Linked DNA regions of Homo sapiens: region 1 is linked to region 2. Evidence: read pairs that join two places in POLR2A ChIA-PET (ENCODE). Cell type or tissue: B cell. All regions are shown on one strand. Links, peaks and the distances in the headings refer to the core of each region. The heading gives the core; the rest is flanking DNA.

The links. Peaks named below come from ENCODE experiments on the same cell type or tissue, not always from the same donor. Only the 100,000 strongest peaks of a DNase experiment are listed, where the experiment ranks them.
Region 1: POLR2A ChIA-PET joins it to region 2 with 5 read pairs; 1 of 35 experiments calls an interaction of 5 or more read pairs at or near these places.

What each region holds. Positions count from the first base shown.
Region 1 is chr3:120,045,093-120,055,894 of GRCh38, forward strand. The region is part of intron 1 of GSK3B (glycogen synthase kinase 3 beta); the gene reads right to left. Among named protein-coding and RNA genes, the nearest start is that of MIR6529, 34 kb to the right of the region's middle. In B cell, for the core only: no CTCF peak of the experiment used is centred there; no DNase peak of the experiment used is centred there; H3K27ac peaks cover 850 bases.
Region 2 is chr3:119,215,920-119,218,419 of GRCh38, forward strand. It overlaps B4GALT4 (beta-1,4-galactosyltransferase 4), which reads right to left. Exons shown (of 8, transcript NM_003778.4): 7 at 321-425. Among named protein-coding and RNA genes, the nearest start is that of B4GALT4-AS1, 9.3 kb to the right of the region's middle. In B cell, for the core only: no CTCF peak of the experiment used is centred there; no DNase peak of the experiment used is centred there.

The sequences.
Region 1 (10,802 bases), core at 4,633-7,132, 830 kb after region 2:
AAAACAGCACTTACTAAAATCTCCCTTAGCTCTCCTCCACCTTATGCAAGTAAGCTTTTCCTTTTAAAGGATCAAGTCGGACAGCAAAGCCCAGACATGTTAAAAAGGTTTAAAGAGAAAAGATTATAAAAATTAAAAGCAGGGAACTGTAAGATATAATGAATTTCTCTTCAAAGGTTCAGCCTGTTAACTTCCTTGTTCTTTGTTCTCAAACTCAACTTTCTTGTCCTCCATGCCTCCTTGCCTCTAGTTACTGTAAACAACCTTCCCATCAGCTCTAATCAATAACTCACATCTGTTCCCTTGGTTACCCACTCTGCACCCATTCCACCTTTTTGAAACCACACGTCCACCCTTCGAAACCACACATCCCACCACTGTAACTCACCTTCCCCTTCCCTCTTCCTTATTTAAAAAAAAAAATTCACAAGTAGCCAATCAAGTCAGCTTAAATTGTGCGGTTCAACCCCAGCCCACAGGGGAGTGACACTGAGGTAGGGACTACACATCAGAAATAAAAACCCCTTCTCTCCTTTGTTCCCTGTGCTCTCGCCATTGCTCCATCCACGAGACACGCCCTTCTGCAAAAATAAACTGCCTTGCTAAGAAAACTTTTGCCTGAGTGCTGGTTTCACTTTGCAGCACCAAGCATTTACTTCCAACATGTCTACACAAAAAAGTGAACACAAATGTTTACAGTAGTTTTACTCATATTTGCCCAAAAGTAGAGGCAACCAAGATGTCTTTCAATAGGTAAGCAGCTAAAAAAATTGTGGTATATCCATACAATGAGGTATTATTCAGGGACAAAAAGAAATTAGGTATCCAGCCAGAAAAAGACATAAAGGAATGTTAAATATATTGCTAAGTGAAAGAACCACGTCTAAAAAGGCTACATACTGTATGATTCCAACTATAGGACATTCTGAAAAAGACAAAACTATAGAGATAGTAAAAAGTTCAGTGGTGGCCAGGGGATGGGAGGAGGTGGATGGGAGGAGGGGATGGGAGGAGGGGGATGAGAAGGTGGCTAAATAGGTGGATGTTGGGATTCTGGAGGCAGTAAAACTATTCTGCATGACACTGTAATCGTGGATACATGACATTATGCATTTGTCAATACCCACAGAACTATACAATAAAAAGTGTGGGCCCTAATGGAAATTATAAAAGGTAAATTATATACTTCAGTTAATAATTTAGTATCAATATTAGTTCATCAATTGTAACAAATGTACCACAGCATTGCAAGATGTTAGTAACCGGGAAAAATGTACCACACCAATGCAAGATGTTAATAACAGGGGAAATGGGGAAATATGGGTGGGGGTAAGGGATTATATAGGCTCACTCTACTTTCTGTTCACTTATTATGTAAACCTAAAACTGCTTTAAAGAACAGTCTCTTTTCTTAAAAAGTAAGAAAGAAAAAGGCATGACAGCACAATGGTTCTAAGCCACTAGAGTATGTATCACTTGGAAAGTTTATTCATTATTAAAATTTTAATTTAATTTTATTTATTTATTTATTTTGAGACAGCGTCTCACTCTGTCTGCCCAGGCTGGAGTGCAGGGGTACAATCTTGGCTCACTGCAACCTCTGCCTCCTAGGTTCAAGCAACTCTTACGTCTCAGCCACCCATGTAGCTAGGACTACAGGCATGCGCCACCATGCCCAGCTAATTTTTTTGTATATTTAGTAGAGACAGGGTTTCACCTTGTTGGCCAGGCCGTTCTCGAACTCCTAACCTCAAGTGATCTGCCCGCCTCGGCCTCCCAAAGTGCTGGGATTATGGGTGTGAGCCACCGCTCCCAGCCTAAACTTTTAATTTTAGACTAGACCATCACATTACTTCTTTGCACTCCAGTTTCCTCAAATGTAAAATGAGAGAGCTAAATTTGACAGACAGGAACATGAATCAGAATACTAGAGTCACTTTCAGCTCAAAATTTATTTTCTTTTCTACATGAACCTAAGTTTGAACTAAAACAAATTCTAAAGCACAGACTCCTTTATTTATCTTAAACCTTTTCACGATAGGCAAACAGAATTTTCATTATTTTCAATGTAAGGTGATAACCAAACTGTCTTATAAGTAAATTAATGATAAGTAATGTATTTCCTATCACAATTTTCTCTCCACAAGATCAAGAGCATTTAGTCTTTTGCAACTGTTTGAAGTATTCAAAAAGATCATCAAGAGTGTAAGTTAAGAATCTGAGATAACTATAAGGAATCAGATACTCTCAAGAAGGCAATCCAGATAGATAGGCTACCAGTATCTCTCACTGGTAGCAACTTTCTCATATTCCCTAACATTCACGTAACCAAAGACGAACACACACTAAACCCAATGCCAGGAGAAGTCAATTTCCTTGTCTTAAAAGTAGTGTAAGTCTCACACTAAATATCAAAAGCCTCATCCTAGAAAACTAAGATTTATGATCTATCCTCAAGCAACTAGTACATAAAATAGCATCTGTGTGCTATAGAATATGGTACATAACAAATAAGTGTTTTCCAATTAATTTATTCAACAAATAGTTGTGTAACATTTACTATATGTCAAGCACTATGCTGAGCAATGGAACAGAATGATGAGCAAAACCAAGTTTAAACTCCATTAGGGAAGACAAACTAATATATGTCAAGTGGTAATAAATACAATATTTTAAAAACAAAGCAACATAACTGGTAGGGTATTTGTTGACTGGGAAAGGACACATGAAAGCCTTCTGGAATAATGATGAAGATGTTCTGTACTTAACTTGATCTGGGTGTTGTATTCACTGAGCAGTACACTTAGGCTTTATGCAATCTGCTGTATATGTTCTACCTCCAAGTGTTTTTTAAGCCTGTTAAAAGCAACACCTAGAATATCAATGCTGTCCAGCTCTAATGATGATTTCCTCTTGATTACCACAATTGTTAATACACTTCCAAATATATGAACTACGTATCTTCACAGTTCTTCACAGAACTATGTAAATACAATTACAATGTCTAGAACCGTTAAAGCCAATCATTTAGTAAGCATCAACTGGCTACAGATAAGGTAAAAGAAAACCAAACTCTTACCTCAACTTATAGGAAAAGATAAAAACAGAATGATGCTAAAAAGGAGTCCTACAACTACTCATAATAAATATAGAATGTGATATAAGTGCCTTTTAAAAATAAACCTACCTTTAACCATTTAGTATTTCCTCATTTCCTCCTCTGTTCCAAAACTCCAGAGTTTCTCTTAGAGGGGAACAAAAGGAATGCAAGAACTGTGCATTCAAATTGTTCCAAGACTCATACAAAGTCTAGCATAGTCACTAAGAGCATAAACTCTGGAGCCAGACAGCCTGGGTTAAATACTGGCTCTGCCACTTACTAACTGTATTACTTTAGCCAAGTTTATTTATTTCAGTTCCCTGTGCCTCAGGCTCCTCATCTGTTAAGCAGGGATAATAGAATCTTATCTCATTGGGTTGTTATGAAGACTAAATGAGTTAATTTATGTACTGTGCTTAGAACAGTAGTTGGCACATAAAAAATGCACTAGATAGGTGTTTATTACTGCTGCTACTGCTGCTACTAGGAGTCCTACCAGAATTGGCACCTAGGTACCACAAACAGGCAAATTAATCCAGTTAAGAAAAGGTATGGATCCTAACAGCTAATGTCATTGGTAACACTCCATTTCTGCTCCCATTTATACCCAGAATAACAGTACTTTTAGTATGACTCTGCCCTATGTTAATACATCAACTTAGCACATTCCATCTAAATTGTCACTTATATTTGCACTACATAAAACAGATCATATGATGCCTAACCAATGACACAAAACATTCAATGAAAGTCAATCAAATTCCCAAGTACAGAAAAGGGAAAAAATCCCTATACATGTCAAGGGAAAAGTTAGTAGCTAAGGCAAATCTAGTTCCTTTTTAATGGGTTTTGCTAGACAGTCTCAATTTGATGAATGTCCAACCCTCCAAAATGAATCTGTCTCTTCACTTTATCTACATGACAATTCAAATCAACAATTTAATCAGTATCTGTACCTACTATGAATCTAGCATGTCCCTAGATACAATCAGAGAATGTAAAAATTGTATGAGACATAATCCTTGCTCTGACTGACTAGTTAGGAAGAGTCTAACACAAAAGCAATCCATTTATTCAGTCAACAGACACTTCTTGAGGGAATATTCAGTGAATGTGGCTCCAGGCCTGGCCTGGGTGGTTTTAAAATTTACAAAGGAAATACGGTCAAATGGATAAAAGCTGCACAATGTTAAATACAACAAAAGCGGTAGAGGGTATGAAGGAAGCAAGAAAAAGAAAAATCTGGAATGTCAGAAGACTTCCTGGGAAGGTAGCATCTGTATTAGATGTTGAGAGACAGGTAAGTTGACGAGAAAGAGAAGAGAGAACATTTAAGGCAGAGGTAAAAGCATATACTAGAGACAAATCCACATGCCTTCTGAACAGAAGACAAACCCAGAAAGGTAGCCAAAGATCTTACACCATGATAAAGGACTTAAGCTTTATTCTGTAACAAATGAGTAGTAAATAAAAGATTCATATGGGGGGATATATGATCAGACTTCTGAATGTTTACCTGGGGTAGGACAGAAGAATAGACAAGGCTGGAGACAGAAAATAAGTAACAGCCCAAGGGTAGGCAAACCTTTTCTGTAAAAGGCCCGACAGTAAACATTTCGGGCTTTGCAAGCCATACAGTCTCGGTCACAACTACAAAATTCTGCCTTCGTAGCATAAAAATAGCAATAGACAATTAATACATAAACTAATGAGCAAGGCAGCTGCTTTAATCCATTTTGTAGTGCTATGACAGAATACATGAGACTGGGTAATTTATAAAGAAAAGGTTTATTCACCTCACAGTTCTACAGGCTAGGAAATTTAAAGGGCATGGCCCTGGCTTCTGGTGAGGACTTTCATGCTACATCACAAAATGACAAAGAAGCTCAAAGGGGAAGTGGTCAGATGTGAAGACAAAAAATCTGGCGGCATCCTGGCTTTATAACAATCCATTATCTCAGAATTAACCCATTCCCATGAGAACTAATCTAGTACCACCAGAGCAAGAACTCACTCACTGCTACAAAAAGGTACAAAGCCATTCATGAGGGATCCACCCCCCATGAAACAAAACATCTCCCACCAGGCCTCATCTCTTAACACTGCCACATTGATGATCGAAACAAGTTTTAATGCTGAAAAACAAACCATATCTAAACCACAGAAGTTGCATTCTAATAAAACTTGATTTACAAAGACAGACGGCTAGCCGTATTTGGCTTTATGGGCTATAGTTTGCAAACCTCTGGTCTAGGCAGAGTGATAAGGTCCTAAACTAAAGTGAAGGCTCTAGTAAATGAAGAGGAATAGGTTCCAAAGATATTTAGGGGGTAGACTTGAAGAATGACTACTGGTGGAGAACTAGGTGTAAGGAGGAAACAACTTTGGTTCCTGGGAAGGAAGCCAGGGGCGTCTATGGATAATGGTGCCATTTACCAAGATAGAGAGGAAGAAGAAGAATATAGAGGTTTCATTCTGTTTAGGGGAGGAGAGAAGGTCAGGAGAGAAAATGAGTTCAGTTTTAACATGTTCAGTTTAAAGTAGCTGTGGAACATGTAGGTGGTAATTCCTGCAGGTCTAGGATTCTGAAAAGATCTGGGTTAGAGGACTAGATCTGGTCAAAGCAGTAGAATTAATATCTAGTTTTTCATAAACCAGATCACTAGGGTAGAAGGAAGGTAGGCAGAGTATGAACAAATGGCTGAGGTCAAAATATAAACACTTAAACGGGGTAGGTGGCTGGAGAGGTAGAGAAGTGCTCTGCAGGCAAGACTGAGGAAACAATCTGAGAGGCAGAAAAGCAGTTTGAGTGAAGTGTTATGGGTCACTGTAGCTAAATTAAACTACAGGATACAATCATTTTGAGAAGAAATCAGTGGGCCAAACACCAGGTCTAGTAGGGTCTAGGACACTCCAGATGCTGTCTATCAATTTCTTTTTTTTTTTTTTTAATGATGGAGAAAAAAATCAGTGGGCAAGCAAGAGAACAGGACGTTGGGACATAAAACTGAATAGGCTGGTTTACAAAAAAACAGATATTGAAAGAAAGTCAGAAAATTTTAATCAGATGAAAATAGGCAACAGGACAGTTTTCTTAACTAGAATGGGACATAGCTCAACTATTTAATTAGGTAACATAATCTGTACTATGTAGGGAAGCTGTAACACTGAAGGAAATAAAGATAAAATAGCTGTTAAAGATATAGCACAGCCACTCAGTAGACTGGATTTACTTTATCATGAATAAAGGTTTTTTAAAAGTACACAATTAATTATAAAAAGCACTATACTGGGTCAGGCGCGGTGGCTCACGCCTGCAATCCCAGCAATTTGGAAGGCTGAGGCGGGTGTATCACCTGAGGTCAGGACTTTGAGACCAGCCTGGCCAACATGGCAAAACCCCATCTCTACGAAAAATACAAAAATTAGCCAGGTGTGGTGGTGGGCATCTGTAATCCCAGCTACTCAGGAGGCTGAGGCACGAGAATCACTTGAACCCAAGAGGCGGAGGTCACAGTGAGCAGAGATCATGCCACTGCACTCCAGCCCGGGCGACAGAGTGAGACTCTATCTCAAAAAAAAAAAAAAAAGATATGAGTAATTTGGTATGACTGCAGATATGAAGAGACTTGCAAATAGGAAGTATTTTGAAAAAAGCAATGAAACCTTTAATAATTTGTTAAATCATTCCTGAATTTAACAACAAGGTCTTTTTACTAAACCAGCTATCAACAAAAGTAAAAACTGTTTTTGTGGCATTTAAAACCAGTGAAAATTCCTGTGTGGGTTTAGCAGCATTAAACTTTAAACACCATTAACACATCCTGAGAAATTCACAGAAGGAAAGAGTTCACTATTTTTAAACATACTAAATGTGCCTCTTCTTTATAAACGGGATCTGTGGGTGTTAGAGAAGTTCAATAAAGAGGGCTACCCCAGAAAACAGGATTTTCCATCCATTGATGTTTTACTATATAAAAAAGGTGCAAATTTTCAACAGGGCTCTAAAATGTTTAAAAGAATAGTACAATTTATTTGACAGAAGGAAGAAAATGACTAAATTGATGGTTGTCAAATGTCTTAGATAATTTCATTCTCTGTCTTTTAAGAGCACAAGTCTCATAAAAAGGTGAAAATAGGCTTTCTCAGACCAGGCACAAACCCTAACTTCCTGCCCTCCAAGTACTGCCATGGGTTAAATTACAGGTTACCGAGTAGTTCTGATACTAAGGCTGAAAGATTCATGAGCCTCACCAGGTTATGTTAATTTCCTGTCCTAAAATAGCTAGTCCACAGTAACCCCCAACGCACCCCAAGTAAAATATCCCATATGGTAATTCTAGGTTATTTTTTACCTCTCATTTTTAAACACATTAACCTTCCCTAAACCACTGTTAACAATCCATGGACCTACCTCAGAAAAATAAATCTACTTGTTTACATATGCTGCAAATTCTCATTACACTCTCAGACACATAAAATTTGCAATATGACTCTAGTTGACTCTATTCCCTTTTCAAATATAGTAACATCTTTCTAATCAAGAAGACTTCCAAAAACATCAAGCTTAGAAAATCAAAATCCTGGAGGCAGGGAGAAAATAATTATTAACAGCTGTTTACTGAGTAAGTACCTAGTTTGTACCAAGCTATGTTTTTCATGCATTACATCATTTAACCTCAATAGCCGTGTGAGATAGGTACTATTATTATCACCAACTTAAAGATGAAGAAAGCTCTTAGGTAAGTCATTTGTTCAAGGTCAGAGTTCGTAAGTGTTAGAGCTGGGATTCTAAAGCAGTCTAACTACAGAGCTCTACTATAGAGCTCTACATTCTAAGTAAAACAGCAGTAGAAAACTATAGGCCGGGCATGGTGCTCATGCCTGTAATCTCAGCACTTTGGGAGGCCGAGGTGGGTGGATCACCTGAGGTCAGGAGTTCGAGACCAGCCTGGCCAACATGGTGAAACCTCTTCTCTACTAAAAATACAAAAATTAGCCGGGTGTGTTGGCGGGAGCCTGTAATCCCAGCTACTCGGGAGGCTGAGGCAGAAGAATCACTCAAATCTGGGAGGCGGAAGTTGTGGTGAGCCCAGATCGCGCCACTACACTCCAGCCTGGGCGACAGAGTGAGACACTGGCTCAAAAGAAAAAGAAAACTACATCTATCACAGAGTACACTTTACAGATGTAATCCCCAGACCTTCCTTACAATCTAATGATTAAAATCAGTAATTTCATTCAAAGAACAATTCTAACAATTTGGTAATGTGGATTTCCCATTCACAGTTACTTAGCACATTTGTAGTAATAGGGACTACTATTGCTAGGACCAACCACATCAATGAGTTAGTGGGCAAAACACATGTGCACCCACAAGGAAAAGATAAAACTGGCTATTAAAAAGCTACTATATAATTACATTAAACGGCCCCTGAATGGTTTGGCTGTGTCCCACCCAAATCTCATTTTGAATTGTAGCTGCCAAAATTCCTACGTGTTGTGGGAGGGACCCACATTGTATCATGGGGCACATCTTTCCCATACTGTTCTTATGATAGTGAATAAGTCTTATGAGATCTGATGGTTTTATAAGGGGGAGTTTCCCTGCACAAGCTCTCTCTTTGCCTGCTGCCATCCATGTAAGCCGTGACTTGCTCCTCCTTGCTATCCACCATGATTGCGAGGCCTTCCAGTCACGTGGAACTGTGAGTCCATTAAACCTCTTTCCTGTATGAAGTATCCAGTCTCGCGTATGTCTTTATCAGCAGCATGAAAATGAACTAATACAGCCCTGAACTGTTGTATTTTAGAACAGGGCTGTTGCTATTAATATATTCTTTGATACCGGCAGTACAATAACTGATATTCATGGTAGCTGAAATATCATAAAGGTATCAAAAAAGATATTCAGCATTATCTAAAAAATACCTTAGAACAATTTTTACAAAAAGAGCAAACAAGAAGCATAAAAAACATTTCTCTAGAAAGTTCAAGATGATGGTATTTTATCCTTAGTTCAATCTCTCATTCCCTCCTCTCTCTCCTTCCCTAGAACATTAACACTTTCAAATCCCTGCTTGCTCACTTTTAACCTGTACTCCACCAGCTTCATAGGCAAACTTTTCAAACGGTAGTCAATACTCACTGTCTTCCACTTCCTCACCTCTATATCCTCCACTTCTCCAGCTTCTACACCCAACTTCCCAGTTTAGTTGCTTTTTCCAAAGTCATCAATGCCTTCTTATTCCTAAATCTAATAAACACTTTTCAGATTTTATTTGTCCTTTAGGCAGGATTTAACATTTCAGATCCCTCTCTCCCCTAACCTTTTTTCTTTAAACTGGTCACTTGCCTTCAACACAACCTGACCCTTTTTTCTTTTTTATGTTTTGCTTAATTTATTTCCCTCTGCCTGTCCCTCAATTATCAGAGGGTCTCTGACCATCTTCTCTTCTCCTACTAAAAATTCTCAAAGGATGATCTTAAGCATTTCCTTCACCTACTTATGCTACACTGCTCATCAGCTCATACAAGTCTCCTGATAGCTCTCCAAATGGCTTCCACAAATCTCCACCCTAGGCCCCTCAAACTAACATGCCCACAATTGAACTCATCTTGGAAAACAATAACACAGTGTCTTTGAAAGTGTAGCACATGTAATGAGTTTTGTTTTGTTGGAAGTAGGGCTTATTCCACATTTTGATAAACACTGGTATCCATCTGGTCTTCCCAGACAAATATCTGGGTGTCTTTCTTGACTCCTCCTTTCTCTCTCCTTTGGACTCAGACACCTAAAGAAATCATCAACTACTAAAGGAAGATTGTACAACCTTAATCTTTTCAAATCAATTCCCTTTCCTTCATTCCTCCCTCACTTCTTAACGATATCTTGCCTAGGCCCTCCCATAATATTCTTAATTGTTTGTGGCTATAATAATACTTATCACAGAACATGTGTATTTCTCTACCAACCTGCAAAGTTAGAAAAAAAAATGTGTCTTGTTCTTTTTATCTAACTGTATTTTGGAACACAGCTGTCAATAAAAGTCTAGTGAGTAAAGGGTCCCAAGAAGCTAAGCAACACATCAAAAAGAATATAATTTATTAACAATGGTGCAGGAATGTATGTATACTCAACTAGCATTTTTTCAATATTGAAATAACCTCCATAACCTGTGATATACTCCATCACAGTACAGCAATAATAGTATATCAATATCACTTTTCATATTCAAAGCGACAAAATATTCTTTTTTGGTTTATGTTTCTATGTACATTTTAAATTACTTTCTAAATCAGGGAGGAAACAATATTTAGAGCAAAATGCCACAATCAGTATGAATGAAAAATCTTTAAGATTTTAGGGCAATTTGTTGTAAAACTGGGAGTTAGAGTGAGGAGGGGAGAACACATCAAGAAAATAAGGGAATATACCAAAATAGAGATACAACATTAAGGAAAGACTGCAAAGACTACTGTTTTCAATGAACAGTGAGCTTCTCAGTAACAACTGGGAAAAAGCAGATATGTCTACTGTTTCATCCTAGTCAGTCAATTATTTACATGAAAATGGATCTTTCAACAAAGAATATTAGCCAATTGGAGAGGGTAGGCAGGAGAGGGGAGAAATTAGAAAATTTCCACTAGAATTTATTCGGAATTTAAATTCAGCCATAAAAACACAAAAGGAAAATATATA
Region 2 (2,500 bases), core at 1-2,500:
TTCCTTTTTTAAAATTGCTTATATTTTAAGAATACATACTGAAGCAGTTACACATGAAATGCTATGACATCTGTGACACATTTCTAAATCCAGTGGGGTAAGAAAAAAACTGAGGGAAAGAAGAGAGGCCATGAGTTGAGAACTGTAGACGTGAGGGTTCAGTGCACCACTTTCTCTCCTTTTGTGTCTGTTTGAAAATTTGCTTAATAAAAATCTTTTAACACAATGAACTGGCTCAAATCTGATCGAATTCAACATAGTCCTTATTGACAGAACAGACTAGGGAGGTAGCCTGCTAGGCAGGTGAAGCCAGGACTTACCGTTCTGCGTTCACCTCATTGCCTTTGTCTCTAGTGTGGAAGACCATTGTATATTTACCCACTTCAGGCAGGGGCCGGGAAATTTTCATTCTTTGGAGCTCAACCCTAGAAAAATAATAGAGATTTTTTTAAAGTCCATCCTATTTATCTACCACTAGGCAAATAAAAAGCATCATTTGCGAAAATTTATACACACACACGCACATACACACACACACACACACACACACACAGTGTCACAAACAGCTTGATTATTGGAGTATTAAAAAAAGAAAAACTTCTAAAATTTCCAATTTCTTATAATGGTGGAACTTCAGGCGATAAGCCCAAAAAAGAATGAGATTCAGCATTTATTACTGGGGTACAAAGGAGATGTGTTAGTTTATACTTAGTCATTTTCAAAAAGAAAAAAAAATGATAAAGTACTTATTTCAAAACATCCTGAAGAATAGGAGAATCAAGTCTGTTAGGATCCCCAATTTACTTAGAGTTGCCTTCTTTTAACAAAGAAAGGAATGGCCATTTATGGTCACAAGTTTTAAAGCTACAATTCTAGGTTCAAATCTGGACTCTGTTATTTACAACCTCAGTAAGTCAGTTCACAGTTCCAGGTCTCAGTTCCCTCATCTGTAAAATGGCAATGGTGATAGGGAGTTGATTTCAAATATTCAAATGATATAATCTGCATGGAACATGCTTGTACTCTGCAATGTATTATATGTATTATATAAGTACAAAGAAGGGTAGTGCCTGTTGCACAGGCGAATAAATAAGCAGTAAATCTCAACCAACTTTCATATTCAAATCATCTTAGTTTATCTACCACATTAGTCAAAAACCATTCTGAAGGCCATGATGGTCTTTTCAAATGAAAGCAAAATTGGAGGCTCCCCTCTACTTTGAAGCTGAAGCATAGCAGGAAAGAAGACACTGAAGATATGTGATCAGGGCAAAATTCTACTAATCACCCCAGTGAAGTACATTTAGGGAAGATAATGGGGATTGTTTATCACTAGCCTTTGCTACTCTTGTCCTGAAATGTAGCACGTACCCTCTGTCCAGTTCCTAAGCCATGACCACATAGGCTGCTGATGGGCTGGGCTGTGAAGAGCTGTTGCCCATCACTACGGCCATTTCTGTAGAGCCCCTGGTCAGGGGAATCCACTCCCTCCTGCTAGAAACATTCCAGAGGCTCTCAGCCTAGACATGGGAACAAGAGCAGCATGGAGCCCCTGGGTTCTTTATGATGAGGCAACAAAAAAATTTCTGACAGTCACGTAACTAATAATTCAGAGCCCCAGGTTAGAAATTTCCTTTCCAGCCAGGCACAGTGGCTCACACCTGTAATCCCAACACTTTGGGAGGCCAAGGCAGACAGATCACCTGAGGTCAGGAGTTCGAGATCAGCCTGGCCAATATGGTGAAACCTGGCCTTTACTAAAAATACAAAAAAATTAGCCAGACACGGCGGCACACGCCTGTAGTCCCAGCTACTCGGGAGGCTGAGGCTGGAGAATCACTCAAACCCGGGAGGCAGAGGTTGCGGTGAGTCGAGATCACGTCACTGCACTCCAGCCTGGGTGACAGAGCGAGACTTTGTCTCAAAAAAAAAAAAAAAAAAAAAAAGAATTTCTTTTCCAAGAGGCAACAAGCAGGAGGGAAGGGGGCCTCCTGACACCCAGAATGGCCTTGTGATTACAAGTCTAAAGATACCAGCCTAAGCTCTTGAATAATTACTTATTTCTGGGAGGCAGGGATAACTATAACTATCTGGCCCCCAAATCCAAGTTGAGGGGAAGAAGCTGTGGGTGGAGGCCAGACTTATTCCCTTTGAGCCCCTCAGAGCAGAAAGCAGTCCAAGAGAACCCAGGGTAATGTCAACAGCCCAGAGTCAGGCCTGGGGTCAGGCCACCTGCAGTCTCCACAGCGTGCAGGGCTGCCAGGGCTGCCTAACGCTTGAGGAGAGGACCTCTTTGCCTGCTTCAACATGTGCAGCTCCCCAGAGGCTGCTGGCACTCCCTGCAGGGGGACACTGGGAACTGTGTCCCCAAGGGGTCTGACAGAAAGCATGAGGCTCTTAACAACCCGGTCTCCAAATTGCAGTTCAGCAGACACCTTGCAGTTTGGGGTTTCTCACTCACTGGTGTCTCAGTAAGTCTTTCCCGACAAGTACATGAGGC